Regions from separate parts of the Homo sapiens genome. Here regions 1, 2, 3, 4, 6 and 7 are each linked to region 5. Evidence: chromatin loops called from intact Hi-C (ENCODE). Cell type or tissue: mammary epithelial cell. All regions are shown on one strand. Region 1 has its middle 32 kb from the start of PTH1R. Region 2 overlaps CCDC12 (coiled-coil domain containing 12). Region 3 holds the start of SNORD13J (small nucleolar RNA, C/D box 13J). Region 4 overlaps SETD2 (SET domain containing 2, histone lysine methyltransferase). Region 5 overlaps KLHL18 (kelch like family member 18). Region 6 overlaps SETD2 (SET domain containing 2, histone lysine methyltransferase). Region 7 overlaps TMIE (transmembrane inner ear).

Region 1 (4,000 bases), 410 kb before region 5:
GTTTGTGTACCAGTGTGTCTATGTGTGTATTTGTGTGTGTGTGTGCATTTGTATGTCTATTTGTGTATTTCTGTATGTGTGTCTATTTGTGTGTGTGTATCTGTGTCTATTTGTATATCTGTCTGTTATGTGTATGTGTGTGTGTGTATGTGTCTATGTTTCTGTGCTGGTGTACGTATGTCTATCTGTGTGTATTTATATGTATTGTGTATGTCTGTGTATGTGTATTTGTGTATTTGTGTAAATATGTGTGTCTGTATATGTCTATTTGTGTATGTCTGTGTGTGTATTTATGTGTGTGTATGTCTATTTGCATGTGTATTTGTTGTCTATGTGTATTTGTGTGTGTCTATTTGTATGTGTCTATTTGTGTGTATGTCTCTGTGTGTGTCTATTTGTGTGTGTCTGTGTATTTGTGTATGTCTCTCTGTGTGTGTCTATTTGTGTATGTCTCTACGTGTGTATGTGTGTCTATTTGTATGTGTCTGTGTGTTTATGTGTGTATGTCTCTGTGTGTGTGTGTCTATTTGTGTGTGTGTGGACTCGTGGTCTAAGAACGCCGCCTGTGGGTGGAATTTGGCTCATAGACATGTTTGGTTTGGCACCTACAGTATTTTCAACATCCTGAGCCAACATTTAAAAATCAGGATATTTCACATAAAAATTCAGCTTTCCAACTTCTCTTAAAAATTCAGAAGCCCTGGCAGCCCTGGGCCTGCGTTCCCCTGAGGCCACGCTCCTCCCGAACTGTGCAGGGCTGCCCTCCTCCGTGCACCCTCCATAGCCTCGCCCACTTGTCTCGCCCAGCAGTGTCTTGAGGATGGCTGAGTTTGTGAACCCAGTGTGTGGTCACAACTACGTGTGAGCCTGGCTGTCAGGGAATACGTGCATGAGTGGGGTGTGTGTGCATGTGTGTGAATGTGTGTGTGCATGTGCAAAGCAACTCTGTGTATGAGGCAAACCTGAGTGTGTGCGGTGCGTGTGAATGCCTGCATGTGCGCGTGCGTGTGTGAAGAGTCTGCGTGGGGGAACACGTGTGTAAAGGCATGGATGTGCACGTGTGTGTGCAGGGGAGTGGCCATATTTGTGGCTGTGTGGAGTGTGTGGGCCACAGCGGACTGGCATGCTCTGCCCAGGGGCCTCTTCCGGTCTTTGAGGGGGAATTGGATTCCCGGCTTCTGGCTGGGCCGCCTTGCGGGATTTATTTCTGTCTCAGTGCCCACTGGAGTCCTGAGTAATGGGAACATTTAAAGAAAACCAGTAAATAGATACAGAAGGGGCAGGCTGGCTGGGAAACTCAGCCCAGACACCCCTGCCCAGCCCACAGCTGCCAGAGCCCCTGGGGGCAGGCCTGAGCCCAGGGAGAAAGGAGCTCCAGCATGCGACAGCACCCCCTCACTCTGTGGGGTGCCCACTGCTACCCATGCATGCCCCCACCACCTGGATGGATGGTCCCTGGGTCAACACTGGGCATCTTGAGAGCTTCCTTGGCTCCGAGCAGCAGATGTTCAGGAGATTCAGGGGATGCCAGCTCAGGCCTGGCCCAGGGGCCAAGAGGACCTGACCCTCCAGGGGTGCCCTTTCCCAGCCAGGCTACAGGCATTCTGCCCACACACACCCTCTGCACATGCAGACGCACCCACAGTTCAAGGAGGGGAGAGGCTGTGCTGACCTGGCAGGGCTGGGCGGGCACTCGATACCCCACCCGGACCTCACACACCCGGCAGTGCCTTGGAACCTCATCTGCCAGGACACGGCCCCTGCTGTTCTGGGTCTCAGGCTGACTGGACCCCACTCTCTGGATCGTCTCTGATGAGCAGTCACTTACAAATGACATAAACCCCACAGGAAAGGATAGGCGTGCGTCATGCGGTGGGGTGACCTGCTTTACAGAAGACCCGCTGCTGGCAGGAGCTGTTTGGACCAACGCGCCCTGTCAGGGACCCCATCGGGGATCTCCTGCTGCCCCCCAGTGGCCATGGGAGGACATGGGGAAATAAAAGTCAACAGCTGCATGGAGTTGCTCATCCGCGTCTGAGTGGACTCTGAGGGCCCCACGTGGTTCCCAGCCAGACAGTTATGGGGAAGCAAGGCCTTTCAACTGGTCTGAGGGAAGGGGCTTGGATCCCAGCACAGATCTGGAGACCACCTGGAAGGTCAGCTCCTCGAAGGCAGAACCATCGTCAGTCACAGCTGCATCCCCGGATACAGTGCCCAGCATGACATGGGTCCTCGGGAAGCATGCTACACTAATGGCCCACTCCCCAGGCTCCTGGGGGTGGGCAGCGCTGTAGCAAGCCCTGGGCCCAGCTCAGAGCCCCATGGAGAGGCCGCCTGAAGGTGAGCGGGCATCTCACATGTTGAAGCCTCCAAGGCAGTGAGGGGCTTGGGCTTGAGGCTGGACAGTAGTTTTCCCTTGTGACTTCAGGGGTTGTGCCTATCTCTGATCCCAAGCCCATAGTTCCTCACTGTGGTTACAAGGCCCTGTCCTGGCTGGTGACCTGCCTGGTCCCTGACTCTGCAAGCCCAGGTGGGACTTCCTCCCAGCCCTCTTGCTGCCTCCCCAGCAAGAGTCAGAACCGAGAGGCCCTGCGCCTGGGTCTCTGGTCTCCTGTCCTCTTCTAGGGAAGGAGCATCCGTGCTGCTGTGGAAAATATCCCAGGCCTGACACCTCTCCCAAGATGAAGAGGCTGGGTGTCCTAGAGAACCCCAAGATGAAGGGACCTGAACACTGCGAGGTTGGTCAGGGCTGTCCTGGAGAAGTGCCTGGGCAGTGATGGACCAGGCAGTGGCAGGCACACCAGGGCTCCATCCACAGTGCTGGACACTGGCCCCTGGCCCTCGCTGGCCCATCTTAAGCCTGAAGGGCTTACGACAAAGGGGCTGCCAGGGCCTCAGGGCACCCTCCCCACCTAGCCCTCCAACCAAGGCTAGGGCTGAGACTTTTTTTTTCTTTACCAAATTTTCAGGGGACTATGAATCACTGAGACTAACTCTGAACTATCCTCACCTGGATGAAGACTGTAGTCCACACCCCAGAATGTTTGTTTTAAATGGAGAAAGCATACTTTAAAGAAACACACATTTTAGTAACATGTTTTACCAGTTTCTTTGCTCACCACCTGTATTTTTTAAACCTTTTTATTTTGAAATACGGATTCATAGGAAGTTTTGTTTTTGTTTTTGTTTTTGTTTTTGTTTTTATACAGAGTCTTACTCTGTTGCCCAGGCTGGAGTGCAGGGGCACGATCTCGGCTCACTGCAACCTCTGCCATCAGGATTAAAGTGATTCTCGGGCCTCAGCCTCCCAACTAGCTGGGATTACAGGCGTGCGCCACCATGTCCAGCTAATTTTTGTTTTTTTTAGTAGAGATGGGGTTTCACCATGTGGGCCGGGCTGGTCTTGAACTTCCGACCTCAGGTGATCCGCCCACCTCAGCCTCGTAAATTGCTGGGATTACAGGCATGAGCCACTGCACCCAGCCGATAGGAAGTTTAAAAGTACAGAGAAGTCCTGTGTAACATTCACCCAGTTTCCACCTGGTTACATTTTCCATAGCTGCAGTACAATATCGAAACCAGGAATCTGACATTGGTGCAGTGTGTATAGTTCTATTCCATTTCATCGGGTGCATAGATACAGGTAACCACCACCACAATCAAGATACACAGAGGTATTCCATCACAACCATTCCAGAGATCTCCTTGGAGCCACCCCCTTTAGAGTCACCTGTCCCCACCATCGCTAACCCCTGGCAACCACTAATCTGTTCCCCATCTCTATAATTCTGTCACTGTCAGAATGTTACAGAAGTGGAACCATACAGTATGTGACCATTTGATACCTACTGTTTTCACTCACCATAATGCCCTTGAGATCCATCCAAGCTGTGGCAGGTGTCAGTCCTTGGTCCTGTTTTATTGCTGAGTTGCATTCCATGGTACGGATGAACCCGAGCTTAACCTGTCCCCTATTGACAAGACCTTTTCCCTAGCCTTT
Region 2 (4,000 bases), 400 kb before region 5:
CCTCAACATGCCCAGCCCAACACAGGGGTTATTCATACATATTAAGTACCAGCTCTGCAGTCACCCTGTCTCCATCCTGTGGAGCCCAAATCCACTGCACCCTCAGACCTAGGAAATATCTGACACATTTCTGCCACACACAGGGGTTTACTTGTTTCTATTTCCAGATTTTTTTTTAGAAAGTTCAAAATATATACATATATACAGACATATGTACATCCACATGTGCAGACACAGGCACGCCCAGAGTTGTTGCTGGTTCTGCCTCCATTCAGAATGGCAGGGGCCACCCAGCAGACAAGGAGCTGACCTCATCCATGGGGGTTTCAGACTTGATGGGCAGGGAGTCTCTGCTCAGAAGCCAAACTGGAGGTGATGGCAAGCCTAGCCCCCATCCCTGCCCAAGACCATCCTCTGCAGGACAGGCCTGATGGGCGAGTGGTGGGGCAGGGCATGCCTCAGTCGGAGTCACAGGTCTTTTGTTCGGTGGCAGCATCCACTGCAGAGGCTAGGCTGTCTTCCTGGCCTTTCAGCCTTTCACCTGGGATGGATGGCAGACAGAAGGGGTGGGGAGGGGCCCGGTGCTTGGGCCACCACCCAGTGGGCAGGACCCCACCTTCCCAGGCACTGCACTTACGGATCAGCTCGGCAATGGCCCTCTGAGTCCGCTTTTTTAGTTTCTCCAGCTTCTTGGCCACATCTCTCTTGAGGTCCCTGGAGCAGGGAGGCAGGGAGAAGCAGGAAGGTGAAGGCTGGCCTGATGTGGCATTGGGTCCCCTCCCCTCTTGCAGCCCTCTGGCATTAGGAGTCATGCTCGGTTGCTGGAGGGGGCTGCCCTGGGGAAGAGGCCAGGACATTCCCCTTCTGTACCCTCCGAAACCCAGCATAAACCATCATTCCCTGTCCCACTGAGGCAGGGGGACTAGCATCACAAACCCACCCAACACAAGGGACTGAGCTAAGGCAAAGGTGGATGGTTTCTCAGAGACCCTCTCTTGCTCTGGTCCTCTGGTCACCATCAGGGAGTGACTTGCTCCTGCCCACTGTGGGCCCTGCTCCTCCTCCAGCCACCGGCCCAGCCCCTCCACTGTGGGCACCCAGAAGTGCACAAGCACTCAGCCCATTCTCTCTGGCTCTGGGTTTCCCAGGACATATGCCCCATGCTTTTGTTTCATCAAATTAAAACAGCTGGTGTTAACTCGACCAAGAATCAGGCGAGAGGGATATAGCTCTACCTCCGGCTCAAGGTGAAGACAGACACAAGCCTCCCGGCCCACAGCACCCTCTCTCCCACTCTCTCTCAGCCTAGCAAGAAGGATGACGACCTCCATTTCACAGAGGAGGAAACCAGGGCCAGAGGGAACAAGCTATGGTGGTAGAACAGGAACAGAAAACTGTGTCTGCCCTTCCCTCCACTCCTGGCCCCCAAAGACAGCGGTTGGCCTTGCTCAAATGGGAGCTCTGGAGCAGATGGGCTCTCAACCTCTCAGGAGGGCCTTCATGAGGGGCCTGCTGCTCCCCGCGCCTGAGCCCCACTCCATCACTCCCCTCTCATCCCACCACTTATGTCCTCCTCAGCACTGGTTTCCAACAGTAGCTATCTCGTGTAACTCTATGTCTGTACTGCCAGTCTCTGCACTGTGACGGCAGGAAGGGCCAAGCCCCAGGCCCATGCTGGCACCAAGAGTCCCCGAGTCAGCCTGCACCCGCCACGCACGGGCAACACTCACCAGTCAGGCTTCCGAGGAGCGAGGTTGGCCAGGTCCTGGGAAGGGAGGAGACACACATCAGGGTGGAGGGGCCACCCCAGGACAAGGGGGAGGGCAGGCTCGAGAAGGAGGGAAATGGGAGAAAGAGGAGGAGGAAGGAGAGGGACGAGAGCAAAGGGGCTGGTGGGAAGGGAATAAAGAAGTGACGAGAAGGAATGGGGGGCAGAGGGAGAGCAAGTGGCGAAGAGAAACAGGACACACAGAAGCAGCGAGGATGCCAGGGTGGTCCAGGCACTCACCACCTCCTCGATGACGGGCTCGGGCTTGGCGGCCTCCAGCTGCTCCTTCACCTTCTCCTCCACTAGAGGGTGCAATTAAACAGAGAAGGCCTGTGGAAAACGCGCTGCCACTCTGCAGGGACACTGCCTACCGTGGCCCCCAGGGAGAGACGGGACCCCAGGCTTCCTTGCTCCCACCTCTGTGTGGCCCGCAACCAGCCAGAGGTGAAGACCCTGCAAAGGCAGCTCTGGAGGAGGGGCCTGGGTTTCCCAGGATGAAGCATTCCCCACAGGCCAAGAATGGGACAGCAGGAGGCAGCCAGCCACAGTCAGTCAGGAAGCATGGATGCTGACAATAACTACAAGACCAGAGAGCTGCCTGGATACATACAAAGTGAGGACTGGCTTCTCACATAATCCCAGGGCTCCTGGGCTCTGAGGATGTCCTCTGGGTCCCGGCCTAGCCAGAGCCACAGGTGGCTTTTCCTCCATCCCACCTCAGGTGTATGCTCCCAAGACCAGGGCACAGGCACCTCCCAGCTCCTCCAAGCTACTGCCAGCATAGTGGGCCTCTGAGCAATCTGACTAGGAGGGTCCTGCCCCTTGGGGACAAATGGCAGAAGCACTAACAACTCTGGGCTCTGTGGGCTTCCTCCAACCCCTGGCATTCAGTGGGCCCATGAGTGCCCTCCTGCTCTGCCTCACCTCCCTCCAGATACAGATGAGAGTTGAGGGCTTCCCCTGACCTGGGCAGTTCCTCACCTCTCTGTCCTGCCTACTATCCCCCAGTGCACCATTACCCTACCAGGTGGGGCCCAAACTACAAAGCAAATCACGGGGAAGTGTCTGGATTTCAGGGATGAAGGAAGTGGGGAAGCAGACCGGGATGTGGCCAAATGGGCAACACTTTACTTTTTCCCAAGATAAATGTATTTATTCACTTGTTACTTATGCAATTCAAAAAAAGTTGATAACAAGGCAAGGCACAGTGGCTCACACCTGGAATCCCAGCACTTTGGGACGCCAAGGCGGGTGGATCACTTGAGGTCAGGAGGAGTTCAAGACCAGCCTGGCCGACATGGTGAAACCCTGTCTCTACTAAAAACACAAAAATTAGCCAGGCGCAGTGGCACACACCTGTAATCCCAGCTACTCAGGAGGCTGAGGTTACAGTGAGCTGAGATTATGCCACTGCACTCCAGCCTAGGCGACAGAGCGAGACTCCATCTCAAAATAAAATAAAATAAAATAAAATAAATAACAAACATAAAGAATTAAAATGGGGACCCTCCAGGGCAAGGGCCCAGGGATCCGCAGGACTAAGAAACTTCCTGGCATGAGTGGTGTGGACGGCCAGAAGCTCCTGGTGGCTGTGCTGTTCCCACGCCATGGCAAGAGTCTAGGCAAGCCCTGGGCCAGGCCCTCTCCCCTGCCTCAGTGCTCCACACTGCCCGTCCACTGCTGTGTGTGGCTGAATGACTGGCCCCTGTCTCTGACCCACCCAGGGCCCACAGGACCCATCACCCTGCCCTGCTGCCCAAGGGCCCCATGACCACATCCACTTCTCAGCCAGGAGTCCTCTGAGAGGATGTGGCCTTTTTCAAACCCCACTCAGATCCCTGGGAGGCCTCGGTCTCAGGGTGTGAGCAGGACTGAGAAGGCACAAGAGGACTCTTCAGTGCCCCGACAGCCTCTGCTGCTGCCGAAGGCCGACTGTGTGCATCTGCCATGAGATGGTAACAAAGGGTCCTGCCTGCAGGCCCAACTCCTGTCCTGGTACTGCTGGTTATTCTCAGAGAGCAAAGCCTGCTGAGGTGGAGGGTGGCTGACAGTGCCAGGAAGCAGAGGTGGAGAGGGACAGCTTGCTTACCTGCAACCGGTTTGGCCTGGGGCACCCTCCTCTTCTTCAGGTCCTCATCCTCCGGGACATAGTTCCGCAGCCTAAGTTCCCTGCAAGAATAGAGGGAACAAGCAGAGATGAAGTCAGTGTGTGACATGGTCTCATTCATTCAT
Region 3 (4,000 bases), 74 kb before region 5:
ATGTTGCCCATGCTGGTATCACACTCCTGGGCTCAGGCAATCCTCTCGCCTCGGCCTCCCAAAGGGCTGGGATTACAGATGTGAGCCACTGTGCCTGGCCTCCAGGATGCTTTCTATGCATGGTTATAACCTCATCCTTTCACCCTCATCCTCACCAACCACTGCATGAACATGTCACCACTCCCCAATAATAATCATGTATGTCACCTCTAATTTTTTTTTTTTTTTGAGATGGGGTCTCGCTCTGTCGCCCAGGCTGGAGTACAGTGGCGCAATCTTGGCTCACCGCAACCTCTGCCTCCCGGGTTCATGTAATTCTCCTGCCTCAGCCTCCTGAGCAGCTGGGATTATAGGCATGTGCCACCACGCCCGGCTAATTTTTGTATTTTTAGTAGAGATGGGGTTTTACCATGTTGGCCAGGCTGGTCTCGAACTCTTGACCTCAGGTGATCTGCCCGCCTCAGCCTCCCAAAGTGCAGGGATTACAAGCGTGAGTCACTGTGCCTGGCCTCACCTCTAATTTTTTGCTGCTTACAAACAATGCTGCAAGAACATTTTTGTACTCATATATTTATGTCCTCATAGATTTCTGTAGAATAACACAGTGATCTATGAGGCTTTTGAGATCTGCCCCCATTACCTCTTTTCTGCTTCTCTTCTCTGGTGCACTCCAAACACTTCCACAAATTGGTATGCTTCTGCCTCTGCATTGCTTGTCCGCTGCCCTGGAATTCTCTTCTCCTAAGTATTTCCAAGACTCATTCACTTACCTCCTGATAATCTTTGTTCAAAAGCTTCTAAATTAGGTGCACCACAATTACTCTTTAAAATTGTAATTCCAGCCAGGTGCGGTGGCTCATCCCTGCAATTCCAGTACTTAGGGAGGCCAAGGCAGGTGGATCATCTGAGGTCAGGAGTTCGAGACCACCCTTGTGAAACCTTGTCTCTACAAAAATTACAAAAATTGGCCAAGCATGGTGGCATGCGCCTGTAATCCCAACTACTAGAGAGGCTAAGGCAGGAGAATTGCTTGAACCCGGGAGACAGAGGTTGCAGTAAGCTGAGACCGCACCATTGCACTCCAGCCTGAGCAATAGAGCGAGTCACTGTCTCAAAAAAAAAAAAAATTGTAATACCTTCTCCACCCCTGCAACATGCTTTAAAAATCTCTAATTTTTTTTCATAGCACATTTTGCCTTTTAACATATTCTAGATTAGTGCTGTCCAATAGCACTTTCTGCAATTATTGAAATGTTCCATATTTGTGCTGCCCGGTATGGTAATGATGAGACAAATACAGCTACTGAACACTTGAAATGTGGCTAGGGTGCCTGAAGAAGTAATTCTAATTTTAATTAAATAGCCACATTTGAGTAGCAGTTACCGTATTAAACAGTGAAACTTTAGAACTTACCTATTTATTGTGATTATTATTATGTATCTCCCCTATTCCCATCAGACTGCAAGCTCAGAGATTTGTGTTTCTGTTCATGCAGTCAGGTATTCCAAGTGCTTTAAAAAGCACTTGGCACATAGTAAGCACTCCATAGATTTTAGGTAAGTAAATAAATGATACTTTTTTTTTCAGATCAGACGGGTAATGTGCCAATGTCGTAACAAGGTTCAAGGGTGGCACATCTCACACAAGCGTATGAACACACAATCATCACACTCATGAACTACAAAAGGATCATAAATGACACATTTTGAGGAGAAGAATCGCTAAGTCATTTTATACTCGATATACCATCTGAGTGTCTTCCCTAAAAGAGGCACAAGGAACTTCAAGCTGAGAACCCTCGCTGTGAACAATAGGACTTCCTTTAGTTGTCATAAAAGGGCCACTGGAGGGAGCCCCTGACACCTGGATCCTGGGACTGGTGACCAAAACTGTGACCAGTCCACTGCCCCACTGGCCCTCTCCCAGACCAAAGGCCTGCTGTATTCTAGCCCTCATCCAACCAGGTCACCTGGGCACTGAGGCCCAACTGCCCTCACATAGCAAGGGTCAACAGAACCCCTGGCATCCTGATGGCTCTGTGGCAATTCAGGCACAAAGCCTGGGACCCAAGGCATGTGACCAGTGTCCAGATCCTGGATCTGCCCCTCTGGAAGCCCCACAAAGGTCCCCTTCAGGTGTGGACTTCCTGTGGGGTCAACAGGAGAGGCTTGCTGGCCAGTCTCACCTGTCCACATGCCATCCTTCTCCCAGCTCTAGAAAATGTATCATGGCCCAGCTACAGAAAGTTCGACTGAGCCATCAGGGTCCTCCAGCTTGATGACTCTGTTCAGTGAGGCACAGCAGAGCCAAACTTACATGTCTGGGCCAATCAGAAGGTGATGTAGGAGGCTGGGTGCAGTGGCACATGCCTGTAATCCCAGCACTTTAGGAGGTCAAGGCGGGCAGATCACTTGAGGTCAGGAGTTCAAGACCAGCCTGGCCAACATGGTGAAACCCCATCTCTACTAAAAATAAAAAATAGCTGGGTGCGGTGGCACATGCTTGTAATCCCAGCTACTCAGCAGGCTGAGGCAGGAGAATGGCTTGAACCCGGGAGGCAGAGGTTACAGTGAGCCAAGATTGCACCACTGCACTCCAGCCTGGGCAACAGAGTGAGACCCTGTCTCAAAAACAACAACAACAAACAGGGACATTTTTTAGATAGGAAAAAAATGCCTTGGAAACAGCACAGACTCATGTAAGTTTCCTAATAGGCATTTTCATTATAAATGTAATGAGGATAATTCAGAGAATTCTGCTTAAGCTGCACATCAGGCTGTGGGGCAGCTCTTGGGGCAGGCAGTTTTCCGATTTTCATCCCACTGCAGCTTGCCAGTGTATCTTCTCTTGGCAGAGTGGAGTATACTAAGTCTCTCCCTGCTGTCTGTTTATGCCTGAGGCTCACAGCCCTTTACACCACTTCACAGAATCACCGACTGGCAGAGTGGGAGGGTCACTGCAGGTTATCAGGCCAACTTCCTTGTTCACAGAGGACGACCCTGAGGTTGAGAGGGTCTGAGCAACTCGCCACAGAGAGCTTGTGGAAGAGGTGGATTAGGAACCCAGTCTTCTGCCTTATAGCCAGCCCCATCAGCCAAAGAAATTCTGAAGAAGCAATTCTACCCTCTTGAAAACAGGCATCAATACCGAAGACAGTGCTGAAAATGACCTGAGAATACTGGCTACAGTCTAGGAAAGGCAGCAACCAAAATAATTTTTCCACATCTCTCTCAAGAACTCATGTTTGTAAAGAAAAATGCTTATCAGAAAGATTATAAACACATTCACACTGGATGGCACAGAGACTCACTCAGTTGGCCAAGGCCAACAATGCAGATCTTAGAACACAAATTACATGAAAAAGCATGATTGTCCAACTTCACCAGGCGTGGTGGCTCACACCTGTAATCCCAGCACTTTGGAAGGCTAAGAGGACCCCCTGAGCCCAGGAGCTCAAGACCACCCTGGGCAACATAGGGAGACCCCATCACTAGAGGAAAAAAAAAAAAATTAAGTCAGGCGTGGTGGCGCAGGCCTGTGGTCCCAGCTACTTGGGAGGCTGAGGTGGGAGAATTGCTTGAGCCCAGGCAGTTGAGGCTGCAGTGAGCCATGACAGCACCACTGCACTCCAGCTTGGGTGACAAAGCAAGACCCTGTCTAAAAAACAATAATAAAAAATAAAAAATAGGGGCATGAAAAACCTTCAAGACAGGTACAACGTCCACCCAGCCAGGTTCACGGGTAGCAATGTTGATAATCCTAAGCTAAGGGAACACCAAATAAGAAAAGATAAGAAGGCCAAGCATGTTGGCTCATGCTTGCAATCCCAGCCCTTTGGGAGGCTGAGGCTGGAGGCTCACGAGGTCAGGAGTTTGAGACCAGCCTGGCCAACACAATGAAACCCCGTCTCTACTAAAAATACATAAATTAGCTGGGGGTGGTGGCAGGTGCCTGTAATCCCAGCTACTTAGGAGGCTGAGGCAGGAGAATCGCTTGAAC
Region 4 (4,000 bases), 240 kb before region 5:
AAGATACTATAGGAAAACCATGGGACAAACTACTAACAAGGTGTATGTACGGTTAGATACGTTAAAGGAATGATACTGAGATGAAAAAATTATTTGATTATTTAATACCAATGATACAGTGCTAAATTCATAATTACTGATATTATCACATATCCACAACCGAGGCAATCAATATAACAGTTTTAAGAAACAAGCAAGCTAAATGTGAACTGACCTCTTCCTGAAGCTTCTGGTTACTTTCCCGGCCGTCACCTAGCTCTGCCATCCAGATCCACAACAAAGACAGCCCATGACGTTCCAGAAAGGACTTCAGGCAGGACTGTGAGTGTGTGTTCTTTCATGGGGGAAGGGAGACACGATGCAGAGCATTGGGAGGCAATATCAGAATATTACAAAGAGCCCGAGGAGAGTTCATGTATACGTTACACATTATAGGGTTCACTTACATTCACAAAAAAAACCTAGAAACTCTGTTTTCATTAGCCTAAATAGAACTCTACAACAAATGCTTTAAACAGATTATAATCTTCTCTGATACACAAAATACAGCCAGTCAACTGGGATTTTACTAACGTAGAAAATTATATGAATATTAATAGGTCATTTATAATGAAAATTCTGAAGAACTAAGAAAAAATTGCATCTAACTTTTTAAATAAAGCTAAAACCATAAAAATTAGTCCTTAAATAATTCTTTCTTCTCTCCCTTTCAGATGATTGTTGAAAAGACCTCTTTTTCCTGTTAGTTTTTTTTTTTTAATCATCATGGTTTTTTTACACTGTGGCTTACAACTACAATCTCAGCACTTTCGAAGGTGGAAGAGGGAGGGACTGGTTGAGGCCAGGAGTTCAAAACCAGCCTGGGCAAAATAGCAAGACCCTTATCTCTACAAAAATATAAATATAAAAATTAGCTGGATGTGGTGGTGTGTGCCTGTAGTCCTAGATACTCAGGCAACTGAGGCAGGAGGATCACTTGAGCCCAGGAGTTCCAAGGCTGCAGTAAGCTATGATTGCACAACTGCGTTCCAGCCTGGGCAACAAAGCAAGACCCTAAAAAAAAAAAAAAATCATTTTGTGTTATCTAACATCTTGTGGCATACTTAATAAACTGGTGTAAAAAAGGGTACCGTTAAAATTTTGTGCTTGGAGATCACGTAGTACAAATGGCTTTGGGATGCTAGTAACTGGAGGGTAAAAGGCTATGGCAAGTGTGATGAATTATTACAAAAAAAAAAAAAAAGCCACCACATTCTTTGAATATAGACAGAAAGCAAACCAGGTCTAATAATGCCATGGTCCCCAACCTTTCTGGCACCAGGAACCAGTTTCAGGGAAGATAATTTTTCAACAAACTGGGTGGGGGATGGATTCAGGATGAAACTGTTCCACCTCAAATCATCAGGCATTAGATTCTCATAAGGAGTGTACAACCTAGATCTCTCGCATGTGCAGTTCACAATAGGGTTCGTGCTCCTATGAGAATCGAATGCCGCTGCTACTCTGACAGCAGGTGGAGCTCAGGCAGTAATGCTCACTCACCTCCTCCTGTGTGGCCCCGTTCCTAATCAGCCCATGGCCTGGGGATTGGGGATCCCTGTACTAATAGATTAAATGATACTGAACTCTTTAGCCATTTTAAATAATATGGTACAAGCTTTGAAAGTCATACACAACTCACATATCCATTTAAAAAATAAAACTGGCCGGCCATGGTGGCTCACGCCTGTAATCCCAGCATTCTGGGAGGCTGAGACGGGTGGATCATCTGAGGTCAGGATTTCCACACCAGCCTGGCCAACATGGTGAAACCCCATCTCTAATAAGAAAATACAAAAATCAGCTGGGCGTGGTGGCTGGCGCCTGTAATCCCAGCTACTCAGGACGCTGAGGCAGAATTGCTTGCACCCAGGACACAGAAGTTACAGTGAACCGAGACTGCACCACTGCACTCCAGCCTGGATGACAGAACAAGACCCCATCTAAACAAACAAACAAACAAACAAACAAACAAATAAATAAATAAATAAAATAAGACTAACTCTTATCAGAATTATTCCTTCTTCATTCATCTTCATTCATTCATTCCCACCACAAAACCAGAAATAAAAAACAAACATTAAAGTGTTCACCTGTATGAGTTCCAGACAGGTAAGTTTCTGCTCCAAAGTTTCAATTCTAACCATTAGCCGGGATAAGCTGAGCACCTGGTTTTTATCAGAGAGACCCTCACCATTTTCCATCAGAGCTTCTAGCTCTCCATCCACCTACCACAGCAAATAAAAATACCTTTTTATAAAACAACAACAACAAAAAAAAAAACCAAAAACCCAAAAAGTTGCTCAACCTTATCAATTATCAGGAAAACACAAATGAAGACCAAACTGGGAAAGTACTAGACTGGGGGAAAAAGTTAAGAAGGCTGATAATAACAAGTCTACTGTTGATGAAAGTATAAAGTGGTATAATACATTTGAAATGCATTTCATTCACTCATCAAATACGTAGCAAGAACTTATATGAGTCAAGTATAATTCTAGGTGGAGATCTGCAATGAGCCAAAACAGAAAAACCTGCCCTTATGGGAGACCATGAACAAATTACATTAAACCAAAAGGACTTCAGAGATCCTTTATGGTTCATAAATATGATGAATGGGTTTTCACGCTGCTGTGTGAGATATATCTCCTTCAAACTTATATAATTTATATGTTATAATATATAATGACCTTTTTATGATGTCAGCATATGAATGACCCAGCTGATAGGGGCCGGGTGCTTCAGAAAAAAATAAAGCATTAGCCTGAAAAATAAAATAGTTGTATCCCCATGCACAGAAATTCTACTTATCAGAATAAACTGTAGAGAAATTCTGCACATGTGTACCTGGAGATTCATAAGAATGTTCATTGAAGCAATATTTATAATAGCAAAAAATTGCCAACAACCCAAATATCTGTACAAGTTGGATAAACGGCCATGTTCACTCAATGAAATATAATACTACAGTGAAAGGAATCAAGTACAGCCAAATGCAACAACATCCATCAATCTTAAAAATATGTCATTAAGAAAAAGCAAGTTCCAAAGAATTACATGCTATATGAATCCATTTTTATGCACCTCAAAGCTGAACTTTTTAGTGATACATATGTGAAAAACTGCTTTTAAACAGGCAAGGATGACCGGGCATGGTGGCTCACACTTGTAATCTCAGCACTTTGAAAGGCTGAGGCAGGAAGATGACTTGAGCTCAGGAGTTTAAGACCAGCCTGGGCAACACAGCCAGACTTCATCTCTACTAAAAATCAAAAAAATTAGCCAGGTGTGGTAGCATGTGTCTATAGTCTCAGCTATTCAGGAGGCTGAGGCAGAAGGATCACCTGAGCCTGGGAAATTGAGGCTACAGTGAGTTATAATTTTGCCACTGCACTCCAGCCTGGGTGACACAGTGAAATCCTGTCTCAAAAAAAGGCAAGGAAGTAAGACCCAAAATGTACAACAGTGGTAACCTCTAGGTAGGGAGAAGGAAGCAGAGAAGCACTAACAAGGATTTTATAATTATGCTTTGTAACATATATATTCTTTAAGTATTTTAAATATTAAATGTAAATAACGGGGGGTGGGAATCAACCTACCAAAGGTTATTTCCAGCCCTGCATTATGGCAGTTACAGGACATAAAGATTCTTTCAAAGAATTTATTATGGGTGAGATTAAATTAATTCATATGAAACCAAACAAGGAAGCATTAACTGCAAATGTTACATAGAACTAAGAGGCCTACATAAGGGAGTAATTAGAATGAGTCACTGAAATAAGATTAGAAATAGGTAAGATAAAGACAAGAGGAAAGGGTAAGCAAAGTAGTGGGGAAAAGTGTGAACAAAGGAAAATAAGAAATCATGACAGTGCTTAGGTCAACAAAGCTCAAACAGGTAAGGCATGGTGACGGACTGAGAAAAACCATACCAAATAAAAGACTGGGCCAGATGCAGTGG
Region 5 (4,000 bases):
GCCTGAGTCTCCCGTGGGCCAAGACTCGTCTCTGAAAGCACCTCACAGCTTTCCCTCTTTCCTCTAGTGCCCTGGAGGCTCTGATCAACTTTGCCTACAACGGCAACCTTGCCATTGACCAGCAAAATGTCCAGTCATTGCTGATGGGGGCGAGCTTCCTGCAGCTGCAGAGCATCAAAGACGCCTGCTGCACATTCCTTCGAGAACGGTGAGGTGATGTGGTGGGCCTGGTGGAGAACATGACTATTTCATTTCTGGAATCTTCTGCCAGTTTGCTGAGTTCTTGGGACCATATATAGGTTTATGAAGGGAGTGAGCTGGAAAGGTTATTCTGCAGCACTTACATTTCTTGAAATCAGTTTGTAGCAGTGCCCACTTCTTTGAGATGAATTTTTTCAGAACATGATTTACATAGTCCAGCCTGCCCTTTCCCTTGGCTTGACATGTACATCTTCTGTTCCTCCCCCTCCGATCTCACCAGCCACTAATTTAGCTGATTTCTCACCAAACTGATTTGTGCAGTGCTCCTCTACTGTTCCATAGCCATCTCCATCTTTGTTTAGGTACTTTGCTCTCTGAATTTCTTTTCTTTTCTTTTTTTTTTTCAAGACAGGATCTTGCTCTGTCACCCAGGCTGGAGTGCAGTGGTATGATCTCGCCTCACTGCAACCTCTGCCTCCCATGTTCCAGCAATCCTCCCACCTCAGCCTCCCGAGTAGCTGGAACTACAGGCACGTGCCACCACACCTGGCTAATTTTTGTAATTTTTTTGGTAGAGATGTGGTTTTGCCATGTTGCCCAGGCTGGTCTCAAACTCTGCCCACCTTGGTCTCCCAAAGTGCTTGGATTACAGGCATAAGCCACTGCTCCCAGCCCTCTTTGAATTTCTTGACCTTCCTTTTCATACTTCAGTTATTTAAGAGCCTACCCAAATTTCACTTACTGGAATTCTCTATCCTCCTTAGTCCATTGGGAACTATCATTGTATGCACTTTTATGGTTGGGACCATGGATTATACCCCCACCTATTTCCAGTGCTTGGCAGTAGGCCTCGTGGGTCTCCTGTGACCTTCTGCCTGAGCAGTTAAGAAGGCTCTCCCTCCCCCTCAAGAGCCAGAGCTCTTAGTCATAAGGTAAAGGCCTTTTAACCAGCAGAGGCTTGGGGATGTGGGTTAGTGCTGGGCCACAGACAGGCAGGAGGACCCCAAACAGCACCCCTGTGTCTATGGTGCTTCACACACCCAGCCTTCACCTGAGCCTACTCTGATCACTAGGTATCTGGTCTGTCAGCATTCCTCCTGACTCAGATCTGCCCTCCGAACCTCATCCCCTCATGGAGCTGACCTCCCCTCCCCTATTCTCACTCCACCTATCCAGTTCAGTTAGCAGCTTATGGACCACACCCGCTGTCTGTTCATATCCTGCCCACACGGTGCTCATGGTCATCACACTGAGTACTGCTGTGTGTACAGCTAATCAAATAACCGTGGTAATGATGCCTAAGATTTAGTGGGGAGCTCATCTGCTGAACACTGGGTAAAGGGTTTCATCCTGAGGTAAGTGGTGCTGTTCGCAGTTTTATAAAGACCTTGTAGTAAGAGTAAAGCTGCGGAACCAACCTTGTCCCTGCTGTGGGATGCCTTCTGGGGCAGGCCAGAGGGTGCATATGGAGATGTGAGGAGCACACACTATCTTTCCTGCTCGTTTGTGAGCTTTTTAAGACACAGACTGGACTTAGTTCACCTCTTTTTCCCACAGAACTTGGAAAATGACTTCCTTTTTTCTTTTTCTTTCTTTCTTTTTTTTTTTTTTTTTTTTTTTTTTCTGTAAGGTAGAGCCCCAGGCTTGGAGGCCTTGGGCTTTACCACTGCTGAAATGACTCTGTGGCTAAGTAGGATTAATCCTGGAAAGGATTGTTGACGAGCCTCGAATCTTCACCAATGGACAACAGCTCCACCTAGGGGGCTTTTGAGATTGTCACTGTCAACACTGGATCCAGGCTATGTTGTAAAGTACTGTTATCTAAAAGTTGCTTAGAAAAGTGATTTTTAGGCCAGATGAGGTGGTTCATGCTGTAATCCCAGCATTTTGGGAGGCCAAGGCAGGAGGATTGCTTGAGGTTAGGATTTCCAGACCAGCCTGTATGGCAGAGCAAGACCCTGTCTCTACAAAAAAAAAATTTTTTTAATTAGTCAAGTGCAGTGGCTCACATCTATAGTCCCAGCTACTGGAGAGGCTAAGGTGGGAGAACTGCTTGAACCAGGAGCCCAAGGCTGCAGTGAGTTACAATCACCTTACTCCAGCTTGGGCAACTGAGCAAGACTCTGTCTCTAAAAACTAAAAAGAAAAAAGAAAAGTCATTTTTAGGCCAGTGCAGGTTTGCATGCACCAGTAGCATTTTAGGAATAAGTACTTACGCATAAACCTGATGTTTTGAGCCTATCTTTGACATTTTTTCATTCAGCCCTTCAGGACCCTTTCTGAGACCTAAACCTATACCTCTCCTGTTTCCTGCCACAGACTCCAGAGCCATGGCCTGCTTTCTGTTTTCTCACCAGTAGTTCCTATTATTGTCTCTGTTCCTTGGAATGATTCTCCCTGAGCCTCGCTACAGAATGTGATGGTGTCTCCCAGCTCCCCACTTCGTATGTGCCCTTGAAGGTGCATCATTTTCTTTTTTTTCTTTTTTTTTTTAAGGCGGAGCCTTGCTCTGTGAGACAGAGTGTCACTCTTGTTGCCCAGGCTGGAGTGCAGTGGCGCGATCTTGGCTCACTGCAAGCTCCGCCTCCTGTGTTCACGCCATTCTCTCGCCTCAGCCTCCCAAGTAGCTGGGACTACAGGCGCCTGCCACCACGCCTGGCTAATTTTTTGTACTTTTAGTAGAGACGGGGTTTCACCATGTTAGCCAGGATGGTCTCGATCTCCTGACCTTGTGATCCGCCCGCCTCAGCCTCCCAAAGTGCTGGGATTACAGGCGTGAGCCACCACGCCCAGCCGAGGGTGCATCATTTTCAAGATTTGATTGCCAGCGACTTGAGGAAAACCATTCTGAGCACCAGTGGAAAAGATATGTGACAGCACAGAGAAGCCACAATGCCATCAGAGTTCTTAAAGCCACAGTTCCTGAGGCTGCTCAGTCTATTACATCTTCAGCCCGCTGCTTTTTTTCCCCCTGAGGCTGGGGTTGACTTTTTCTGGTGGCCCTATTTCCGGCCTTCAAATGTATGGGCCTCCTTGCTTTTAGGCAAGCACTGGAGCTGTGTATTTTCTTGCTTTTTTTTTTTTTTGAGATGGAGTCTCACTCTGTCACCCAGGCTGGAGTGCAGTTTCGTGATCTCGGCTCACTGCCACCTCTGCCTCCCGAGCTCAAGCATTCTCCTGCCTCAGCCTCCGGAGTAGCAGGATTACAGGTGCCTGCCACCATGCCCGGCTAATTTTTGTATTTTTATTTATTTATTTATTTTTGAGACAGAGTCTTGCTCTGTCGCCCAGGCAGGAATGCAGTGGCATGATCTCAGCTCACTGCAACCACCACCTCCCAGGTTCAAGCGATTCTCCTGCCTCAGCCTCCGGAGCAGCTGGGGCTACAGGCGTGTGCCACCACACCCAGCTAATTTTTGTATTTTTAGTAGAGATGGGGTTTCACCATGTTGGCCAGGCTGGTCTTGATCTCCTGACCTCAAGTGATCTGCCCACCTCGGCCTCCCAAAGTGCTGAGATTACAGGTGTGAGTCACCACACCCAGCCTTGGAGCTGTGTATTTTCTGAAATTCTCTCAGAGGTAGATTGGTACACCAAATGCGTCAATGAACCACGTCAGTAACCTGTTTAATTCAAGTCACCGCTTCCTGCCTCTGATAAAGCATTATGTCTTATGCTGTCTTCTTGCTTCCAAAGTCAAGCTGTGTCAGCAAGGAAGAAGGTTGTGATGTGGCTAATGAAAGACGTGGGTCTCCATCAACCCTGTAGCTGTAGGTTTATTTTCCCTCATATCTCCCTC
Region 6 (4,000 bases), 310 kb before region 5:
TTAATATGAGGATATTAGAAGAGTTACTGAACCTCTCTGACCCTTAGTTTTCCTCATTATAGTGCCAATTCCTGTGCCTCAGGACTGTGACCACAACCTGAGCTCTAAGTGCTCAGCACAGTGCCTAGCAGGCAGTGACTGCTCTAATTGCTACTCACCCTGCCAAAGATTTGGCAGGCCACAACCTGACCTGACCTCAAGAACACTGCTGCAGCAGGCAGAATAACCCTGGTGAGAAACAGGTGGGACCAACCTTTTTGCAAAGATGGGCCCAGTCTGGCCTGAAGCCCTTAGCCTTCCTCACTGCCTAGATAACTGATCCAACAAGTGGGAGAGAGGTCTCTCACCAAGCCCTGCATCTTCCTGGAAATGTTCACTATCATCATAACCTGTGCACTATACCTCTTTTATAGGGGTCCTATCCTGTCCTCTAGTGTCCAACCCCAGTGTTAGGGAGCACAGTGGGAAGCTAGGGAACCCAAACATCAAATGAGCATTTCAAACCAGGTGTCCAACACTTTGGGAGTCTAAAGCAGGAGCATTACTTGAGGCCTGGAAGTCAAGACCAGCCTGGGTAACATAGCAAGACCCTGTGTCTCTACAAAAATTTTTAAAAAGTATTAGCTAATAGTCCTAGCTACTCCAGAGGCTGAGGCAAGAAGACTGCTTGGGCCCAGGAGTTCAGGGATGCAATGAGCTATGATCACACCACTGCGTTCCAGCCCGGGCAACAAAGCGAGACCCTTTCTCCCCACCCCCCTCCCCCACCCCCCCCCAAAAAAAGCATTCCAGTGGGCTCAGAAAAATCAAGTCCATGGGGGAGAAAAGATTCAATGCTTCTCTCCAGCCAGGAGAAAGTATCAAGGGAGAAGATAAATTTGCCTTTCTCTTGACTGATAATTAACCAAAATAAAGAAGCCTAGTGCCAAAGAGGCCCTAGATGCTGCTTCTTTTGCTCTGGAATGCATGTGCAAATTGACCCAATGCCTGAGCACAGCCAAAAGATCCCAAGCCTACAAGTGTCAGTCACCTGGCAAATGTGCAAATGTCTGCCCCAGTCATAGTAGGACCTGTGGAGAATGAACAAGTCCTGTAATAAAATCCAATCACAGGGATTAACCTTGGACTTCACACACCTAAGGCCACTCACTATCTCTCCTTCTTCCAGTGACATCATTACACACAAATATGCTTGATTAACTTTTAGGGAACACACATGCCAAGTTCTTTAATTGATTTTATTTTTTTACATAAAAAGTTCAGTAAAAATTGGATAAAGTAAAGTGATTTTAAGCAGTAAATCAATCTTATCAACATAGCACAAGGCTGGCCAAAACCACAAGGCAGCCTGCTTTAGAATATTTACATGATAACAAATTAAACCTTGCAGGAGAACTTAAACTGTCCTTACAAAGTCTTCCTGTGATCCTAGCATGTAGAGGCTAAAAGCAAAACGAAAACCAAACAAAAACCAGGAAAAAACAAATTATTTTCAATATATTCACATATACATTAAAATATAATACAGATCATCAGGGTAAAGGGTTGTGGGTGGGGATGCGCATGGGTCTGTGCGCTGACAGCACCGCCAAGGAGAAGACCCAGGTTTAAGAGTGGAGTCAGGTCTGGCCAGGGTCTTTTCTAAGCCCTTGCACCTCTGATGGCTTCTAACCACATGCCAACAGCTCACAACTAGGTAATCACTTGTAGATGGAGTTCATTTTTGTGGCCTTCAGTTGACATCTGCAGGGTTGAATTCCCCAGGGTGATGTATCATCAGTAGCACAGTGCTGACAGGGGTGGGACAGAAAGGCCCACAGGATTTCCTCTCCCTAGAGTCTGTCTTACCTGACCACCCATCCTCCCACCCTGGCCCAACAGTCACTCTAATTCAGTGTCCTCTTTGGGTTTGTAAACAGCCCCAAACTTCTGCATGTACTTCTTAATGTACTCCTTGGTTTTGTGTTTCACATTCTCATTGCACTCCAGGTCCTCAGGATTCTTACAGTACTTCAGCTCCTTATTCATAACACCGTGAGTCAGCTGTCCAGGGCACAGGAAGAGAGACCACAGCCACCAATCAGAGCAGAAATTATATGAGGGGGAGGACAGGGGTGGTAATCCAGCCTGCTGCTTCAGGGCCCTTCTCACCAAGACAGGAAGTTAATAAGGGGGTAGATGTTGGGGCAGGCTGGTGCTATGATCACCAGAAAGGACAAGCTGAGCTCTGAAAATTTCTTAGAGAACTACTGCTGTCATGTAAGGTACGCATCCCTCCCCAAACCTTCCCTCCCCGTTCCTGGGTCCCCAGCTCTGACATCTGACAAGAAAAAAAAAAATACTTTCTATGATGAAAAGGGCTTCTTAGAAGGTACACAGTTTGCCCAGAACATTGCCTGGTGGGCTACCAAAAGCAAGGGGAGTACCTTGCGAGCCAGATGTTTAAAGTCTTCAGTTGTGGTAATTCTTCCCACTTTGCAGTCAGGTTTCCGGTAAGGGTTCAGGCACTGGACGATGAACTGGGACATCTGCAGGCAGAGAAAAGAGAACACGTTGCTCAACAGTCCAGAGAGGGCAAGGAGTTGTACTGAGGAAATAACTAGAAAAGGTAGTGAGTAAAGCCAGCCAATCCTTCTCCTTTTCCTCCCTCAGGTTAACTGGTTTGGACAGTGGAATACTAGTAAGCCAGTAAGATCTGAGAAAAGGATACGGGCTCAGCCTGAGAGGGAAAGAGCTCCCCTGGATGGACTAAGCAAGCCTTAAAGGAGGCTGGAGGGACTCAACAGCATGACTTCAATGCTGAGTCCTTCAGCAGCCCCAGGTTTCAGTCAATGAATTTTGTGTCCTTGGCATAAAGACAGTAGCTGGGTTCTCTGGGCCCTGGAGGCAAGGCAGAGCACAGCAGGTGTTCCAGAGCTTCTATGAGGCTTAGCAATCCCAGGAACCACAGGAATTTTGTCATTGAAGGGTACTTAGATTCTTTAAGTGGTCATACCACAGCATGTGAAGCAGATGGAAGCATGATATGACAGCCAGCAAAGGAAAACCTAAGCAGAATCCTTTTCCTTCCACCACTTACTATGTCCTCCCTGGGCTGTCTAAGTATGGTCTGTCCTACCCAGGTGCTCCCAAACACTCTAGGAATAGGACCTTCAGAGGTATTTGTGGTGCTAAGATCATAGGGGACAAAGAGAATAAAGAGGCCAGTCATAGCCATTTCATCAGAGAGCACTTTGAACAAAGTCTACCCATCACTAAAATTCAGTGAGCCTTCAGGTGTTCAAAGAACAAGGCTATATCACAAGGTAGGCACTAAATAAACAGCTGCTGGTTCAATGAGCTGAAATACCAGTATGTTCACAAAGGGACCATAAGAAACTAAATTTTATCCCTGCATAAGCCTTTTAACTCAAGGTTTTTCTGGGGTTTCCTGGCCTCCAAACTCTCTTCCTTCAGTCTATCCCCTCAAACACAGATAGGGATTTCATTACCCCCTGCTTAAAATTCTGCAATGGTTCCCGATAACCCACAGACACATAGTTCCTATATGAAGAAGAACAATACCATTCCACCTCATTTTCAACAGCCCTCCCATATCTTGTGCTATAGCCCATCAGGCCACTTACAACTCCCTGGAAGGGAAGATGCTCTCTCTTGCCTCTGTACATTCTATTGATATAAGTTAGATCCCCTGCTGATCCATCTGGCCAATTCCTACCCCTGATTCAAGCGCCCTTCCTGACTGCCCAGATTGTGGCTCCCAGCCCTAATATGGCATACTTTTCACACAGCTGTCGCTACTTATTTACAGGTCTGTTTCTTCCAAAACACTACAAGCCCCTTCAGTGAATGAAGATTGGAGTTTAGAACCTAGATGCTATGAAGCAGACAAGTTTAGTGTCTTGATGGTTGGTAAGACACACTTCTGGTAGCATAAAAAGGAGCAGCATTCTCCCAAGCCCTGGAGAATTAGGCAGCTACCAAATGAGATATTACAGAA
Region 7 (4,000 bases), 620 kb before region 5:
CTAGGTGCAGACAGAAAGCTGGGGGTGGGGGTTAAGTCAGTTCTCAGCCAAGGACTCTTCTCCCTCACCCCCAGGAACTCATCTTTTCCCAGTTCTAGGGAAATTGCATTTGGAGGCCATCTGCCTGACATCTGCCTACAGTCTGAGCAAGGCCTTAGCTCTTCCCTCACGGAAGCACCAAAGACATGGGCAGGGCTGGGGGCCATGTCACCACCCACCTTAGCCCTGTGTGGGTCACCATCACCCTCCATCAGCCCGTGAGGCTCTGAAGGAGGTGGGGACCTCCATGCTCCAGAAATCAGACCCCAGCAGGGCCCAACATGAGGAGAAGACCAGCTGTCATCTGCTGCCGTCCACCCAAGACCCCTATCAGTAAGAGTAGGCCCAGCTCCACCCACATCAGGGCTGGGGCAAGAATGTGTAGGAAGTGAGCTGCCTTGGCTCAGAACCTGAGAACTTTGCCATGGCCCTCAGAGTCTTCCAGTCATACAACCAGCCGGGCCAACACATTGAGCCTTAGAATTAGGGCAGCTGCCACCATCAGGGCCCTAACCCTAATGGCACAGACATGTCCCTGACCACACCCACATGCATGCCAACCACACATGTGCCCAACCTCACACATGTTCCCCAACTTTATGTACATGTCTGACCCCACACATATATCCAGGGGAAAGTACTGAGGAATGGTGTCTTCTTGTCAATAGCTCACCCTGGCAGGGAGAAAAGAGCCTGAGAATCAGGTACCAATCCCAGCCCACAGATCCTCTGGGTTACCTGGGACAGGTTGCTGATCCTCTCTTGAGTTCTGCAACCCACGCTGAAGGGTGGCATTCACTAGATGAAGAAGCGCCTGGCTCATGACAGATGCCTAATCCATGTTTACGGACCTGGGGGAAGAAGGGCTGGATGGTCGAACTACAGGTTGCCTTTCTTCTCAGAGAACCAGAAGGGACTTCTCGTGTCTGTCCTTATTTAGTAATCAGTGCACAACATCTCGCTCATATGCCCCAGGGTTCTCTCTCCCTCAGAGGACAGACCCCTCTCCCTGTCCCTCAGCCACACTAAGTGACAGACATGGGGTCATATCCATCTCTGGTCAGGGACAGATCTTACTCAAATTCTACAGTGTGGGTCCATGTCCCTTCAGACCTAGGCAGGACTGTGTCCCCTAGACACCCAGGGTAGAGCTGTGTCCTCTAGACACCCAGGGCAGGACCGTGTCCCCTAGACACCCAGGGTGGACCATGTCCCTAGACACCCAGGGTGAAGCATATCCCCTAGACACCCAGGGCGGACCATGTCCCTAGACACCCAGGGTGGACCATGTCCCCTAGACACCCAGGGCAGGACCATGTCCCTAGACACCCAGGGCAGGACCATGTCCCTAGACACCCAGGGCAGGAACATGTCCCCTAGACACCCAAGGTGGACCATGTCCCTAGACACTCAGGGTGGACTATGTCCCCTAGAGACCCAGGGTGGACCATGTCGCCTAGACACCCAGGGCAGGACCATGTCCCCTAGACACCCAGGGCAGGACCATGTCCCTAGATGCCCAGGGCAGGACCGTGTCCCCTAGACGCCCAGGGCAGGACCGTGTCCCCTAGACGCCCAGGGCAGGACCATGTCCCCTAGACGCCCAGGGCAGGATCATGTCCCTAGACACCCAGGGTGGACCATGTCCCCTAGACACCCAGGGTGGACCATGTCCCCTAGACACCCAGGGCCAGGGTCATGTCCCTAGACACCCAGGGTGAAGCACGTCCACTAGACACCCAGGGTGGACCATGTCCCCTAGACACCCAGGGCAGGACCATGTCCCCTAGACACCCAGGGCCAGGGTCATGTCCCTAGACACCCAGGGTGAAGCATGTCCCCTAGACACCCAGGGTGGACCATGTCCCCTAGACACCCAGGGTGGACCATGTCCCCTAGACACCCAGGGCCAGGGTCATGTCCCTAGACAGCCAGGAGCAGGGTTGTCTCCCCTCAGACCTGGGCAGAACTATGTCCCCTAGACACCCAGGAGAAGGGCTGTGTCCTCTCAGACCTGGGGCTGGGCCATGTCCCTTAGATATCCAGGATGAGGCCATGTCCTCTCAGAACTGGGGCAGGACTGTGTCCTCTAGACCCTGGGGCAGTGTCCTATCCCCTCAGTCCCCCAGGGCAGGGTCATGTCCACCTGGAAAGTGGGAGTGTCTGGCTGTGCTCTATTCAGGCTTGCTACAGCCGCACTTCTGCCTTTTGGCCTCCAGGTGTCGCCACAGCACTGCAGACCTTTTATTTATCCAGTGCCTGTCCTGTGGACACTCTGGGAGAGTCTTCTGTTCAGAGTGACTCCTAGTAGGGTAGGCGACCAAAGGAGGCCACCTGGCAGGGGTCCAGGCCAGCTGGCAGAACTATGTGGCCCAGACTCCTAGCTCCACACCCCACCCTCACTGGGGAGATGTGAGAGCAAAGCCAGTTAGCCAGCACCCCCCAGGCCTCGCCTTGTCTCTGGCCTTGGTCCTGAGACCCCATCTGCCTGGGTGGAGCCCAGGACTGGAGTAGGAGGGTGTGTTCATAGGGGCCTTGAACCTGGCCAGGACAAGCCATCCACATTTGCTCCTCCAGGCCTTGGTTTCCCCAAGCATCAACCACCCTCCCACTTCAAGTACCTGGCTCTGCTCAGTTCTCTTGCTCTAAATCTGGAACTTTCCAAGGTCTAGGGTGTTGGTAGTGCATGCTTAAGAGAGTTGATTCTAGGAGATTCTGATATGCTTGGGCTGAGTGTTTGCTGAGACCTGGGCCCTTCTCAGCTGGTTCCAGCCAGCTGGCCTCTGCCTAACTCACTCCCCTCTCTCCTGACCCACAGCCCAGCACGGCCCCACCCAAGCCCAAGCCGCCTCCGCTGACCAAGGAGACAGTGGTGTTCTGGGACATGCGCCTGTGGCACGTGGTGGGCATCTTTTCGCTCTTCGTGTTGTCCATCAGTGAGTAGCTGTTCCCTTCCCTCTCCACCACACTGCAGTGGGAACACAGCACCCCCTGCCCCCCAGAGGGCTCAGAGCAGCAATTCCGGGCAGTGCAAGTAGGCCAGGCACCCGCAGGAGACCCGCGGTGGTTTCTGGCACCTCCTGATCCACACAAACTCCCCGTGGAGGGCTGACAGGCCGGTGGTGACCTGAAGTATTCTGCAGGACCCAGGGAGGTAGCCACATGGCAATTATGGTAATTACAGGGAACTCCACTGAACCAAGGACTGGGACGAGGACGTGTCATTTTTCCCTATGGCTGGCCTCCTGATGCTTTTCCTGCAGTTTGGCCAGCTTAAAGGCCCACACCCAGGGGCCCCAGCAAGGCCATCCTCCACTAGAGGCTCCCCAGACACCCAGCAGATGTGGCTCCCAGGCTTCAATCCCTGCCTTGTCAAATACCATTTTCCGGGAGTGACTCACACCCGCCTCAATTAAAAGCAGGAAACCCATTCCTCTCCTGGGCTCTGGGAGCTTCTTGATGCAAAGTCGCAGCAGAAATGGGCTTGGCCGGCTCCCCTTAGCCCTCCCCTCAGAATGGAGGTCTGGAGTTGGGGAAGGGGACAGAAAGGCACAGGAGACAGAGGCCAAGTGGGGAGGCTGCCATGGCACAAAGCAGTCTGACAGAGGTTCCCACGAGGCAAAAGCAGAGTGGGGGGGAATGTAGGAGGTAAAGGGAGAAGCAGCCCACTCCCCTGCAAAGGCATCACAGAGGAGGGTCCTCTGAGGAGGAGGGTCCTCTGAGCTGCAGACCGGTGGGAGGGTAGGTGGGGTTTTGCAGGAGGGAAGGCTGGAAAGGCATTCCGGGAGAGGGGATGTGAGCAGAGGCTGGAGGAAATGCAGCCTCACGCAGGGTCTCAGATGAACCCAACTGGACATTTGCTGAGTGCACCCTGGGTGGGGAGGCAAAAGCTGCACTTCGTCCCAGCCGGAGCTGTCCCGGGATGAGGTGCCCCAGAGAGCTGGGTGGCCCACAGAGAGCC

What was found. Hi-C counts contacts between places; a loop is a spot of excess contacts. Peaks named below come from ENCODE experiments on the same cell type or tissue, not always from the same donor. Only the 100,000 strongest peaks of a DNase experiment are listed, where the experiment ranks them.
Region 1: it touches region 5 in a loop (4-fold over the local background); 4 of 110 quality-filtered maps call a loop at or near these places.
Region 2: a loop joins it to region 5, with 14 times the contacts of the local background. A loop is called at or near these places in 33 of 110 quality-filtered maps.
Region 3: a loop joins it to region 5, with 22 times the contacts of the local background. A loop is called at or near these places in 52 of 110 quality-filtered maps.
Region 4: it touches region 5 in a loop (2.6-fold over the local background); 12 of 110 quality-filtered maps call a loop at or near these places.
Region 6: a loop joins it to region 5, with 2.6 times the contacts of the local background. A loop is called at or near these places in 10 of 110 quality-filtered maps.
Region 7: a loop joins it to region 5, with 15 times the contacts of the local background. A loop is called at or near these places in 42 of 110 quality-filtered maps.

Annotation. Positions count from the first base shown.
Region 1 is chr3:46,907,754-46,911,753 of GRCh38, forward strand. No RefSeq gene overlaps it. Among named protein-coding and RNA genes, the nearest start is that of PTH1R, 32 kb to the left of the region's middle. RefSeq lists enhancers at 1,306-1,881, 1,866-2,160. In mammary epithelial cell, CTCF peaks have their summits at 576 and 1,961 (motif pointing left); a DNase peak (open chromatin) is centred at 1,978.
Region 2 is chr3:46,921,599-46,925,598 of GRCh38, forward strand. CCDC12 (coiled-coil domain containing 12) reads right to left here. Exons shown (of 7, transcript NM_001277074.2): 3 at 3,858-3,937; 4 at 2,009-2,070; 5 at 1,731-1,765; 6 at 638-714; 7 at 132-541. The coding sequence ends at 459. Among named protein-coding and RNA genes, the nearest start is that of PTH1R, 46 kb to the left of the region's middle. RefSeq lists an enhancer at 3,037-3,538. In mammary epithelial cell, a CTCF peak has its summit at 2,077 (motif pointing right); no DNase peak of the experiment used is centred here.
Region 3 is chr3:47,248,936-47,252,935 of GRCh38, forward strand. All of the region lies in intron 10 of KIF9 (kinesin family member 9), which reads right to left. SNORD13J (small nucleolar RNA, C/D box 13J) reads right to left here and starts at 1,674; the gene lies at 1,582-1,674. It also overlaps the pseudogene SNORD13P3. In mammary epithelial cell, a CTCF peak has its summit at 1,851 (motif pointing right); no DNase peak of the experiment used is centred here.
Region 4 is chr3:47,085,981-47,089,980 of GRCh38, forward strand. SETD2 (SET domain containing 2, histone lysine methyltransferase) reads right to left here. Exons shown (of 21, transcript NM_014159.7): 10 at 2,133-2,267; 11 at 215-334. It also overlaps the pseudogene LOC124906375. Among named protein-coding and RNA genes, the nearest start is that of SETD2, 76 kb to the right of the region's middle. In mammary epithelial cell, a CTCF peak has its summit at 1,532 (motif pointing right); no DNase peak of the experiment used is centred here.
Region 5 is chr3:47,322,501-47,326,500 of GRCh38, forward strand. KLHL18 (kelch like family member 18) reads left to right here. Exons shown (of 10, transcript NM_025010.5): 3 at 68-208. Among named protein-coding and RNA genes, the nearest start is that of KLHL18, 42 kb to the left of the region's middle. RefSeq lists a silencer at 1,219-1,513. In mammary epithelial cell, a CTCF peak has its summit at 1,959 (motif pointing left); DNase peaks (open chromatin) are centred at 1,341 and 1,921; H3K27ac peaks cover 404 bases.
Region 6 is chr3:47,015,212-47,019,211 of GRCh38, forward strand. SETD2 (SET domain containing 2, histone lysine methyltransferase) reads right to left here. Exons shown (of 21, transcript NM_014159.7): 20 at 2,427-2,528; 21 at 1,225-2,043. The coding sequence ends at 1,882. Among named protein-coding and RNA genes, the nearest start is that of NBEAL2, 38 kb to the left of the region's middle. In mammary epithelial cell, no CTCF peak of the experiment used is centred here; a DNase peak (open chromatin) is centred at 2,050.
Region 7 is chr3:46,702,933-46,706,932 of GRCh38, forward strand. TMIE (transmembrane inner ear) reads left to right here. Exons shown (of 4, transcript NM_147196.3): 2 at 2,858-2,975. Among named protein-coding and RNA genes, the nearest start is that of TMIE, 3.5 kb to the left of the region's middle. RefSeq lists an enhancer at 3,481-4,000. In mammary epithelial cell, a CTCF peak has its summit at 2,257 (motif pointing right); a DNase peak (open chromatin) is centred at 2,289.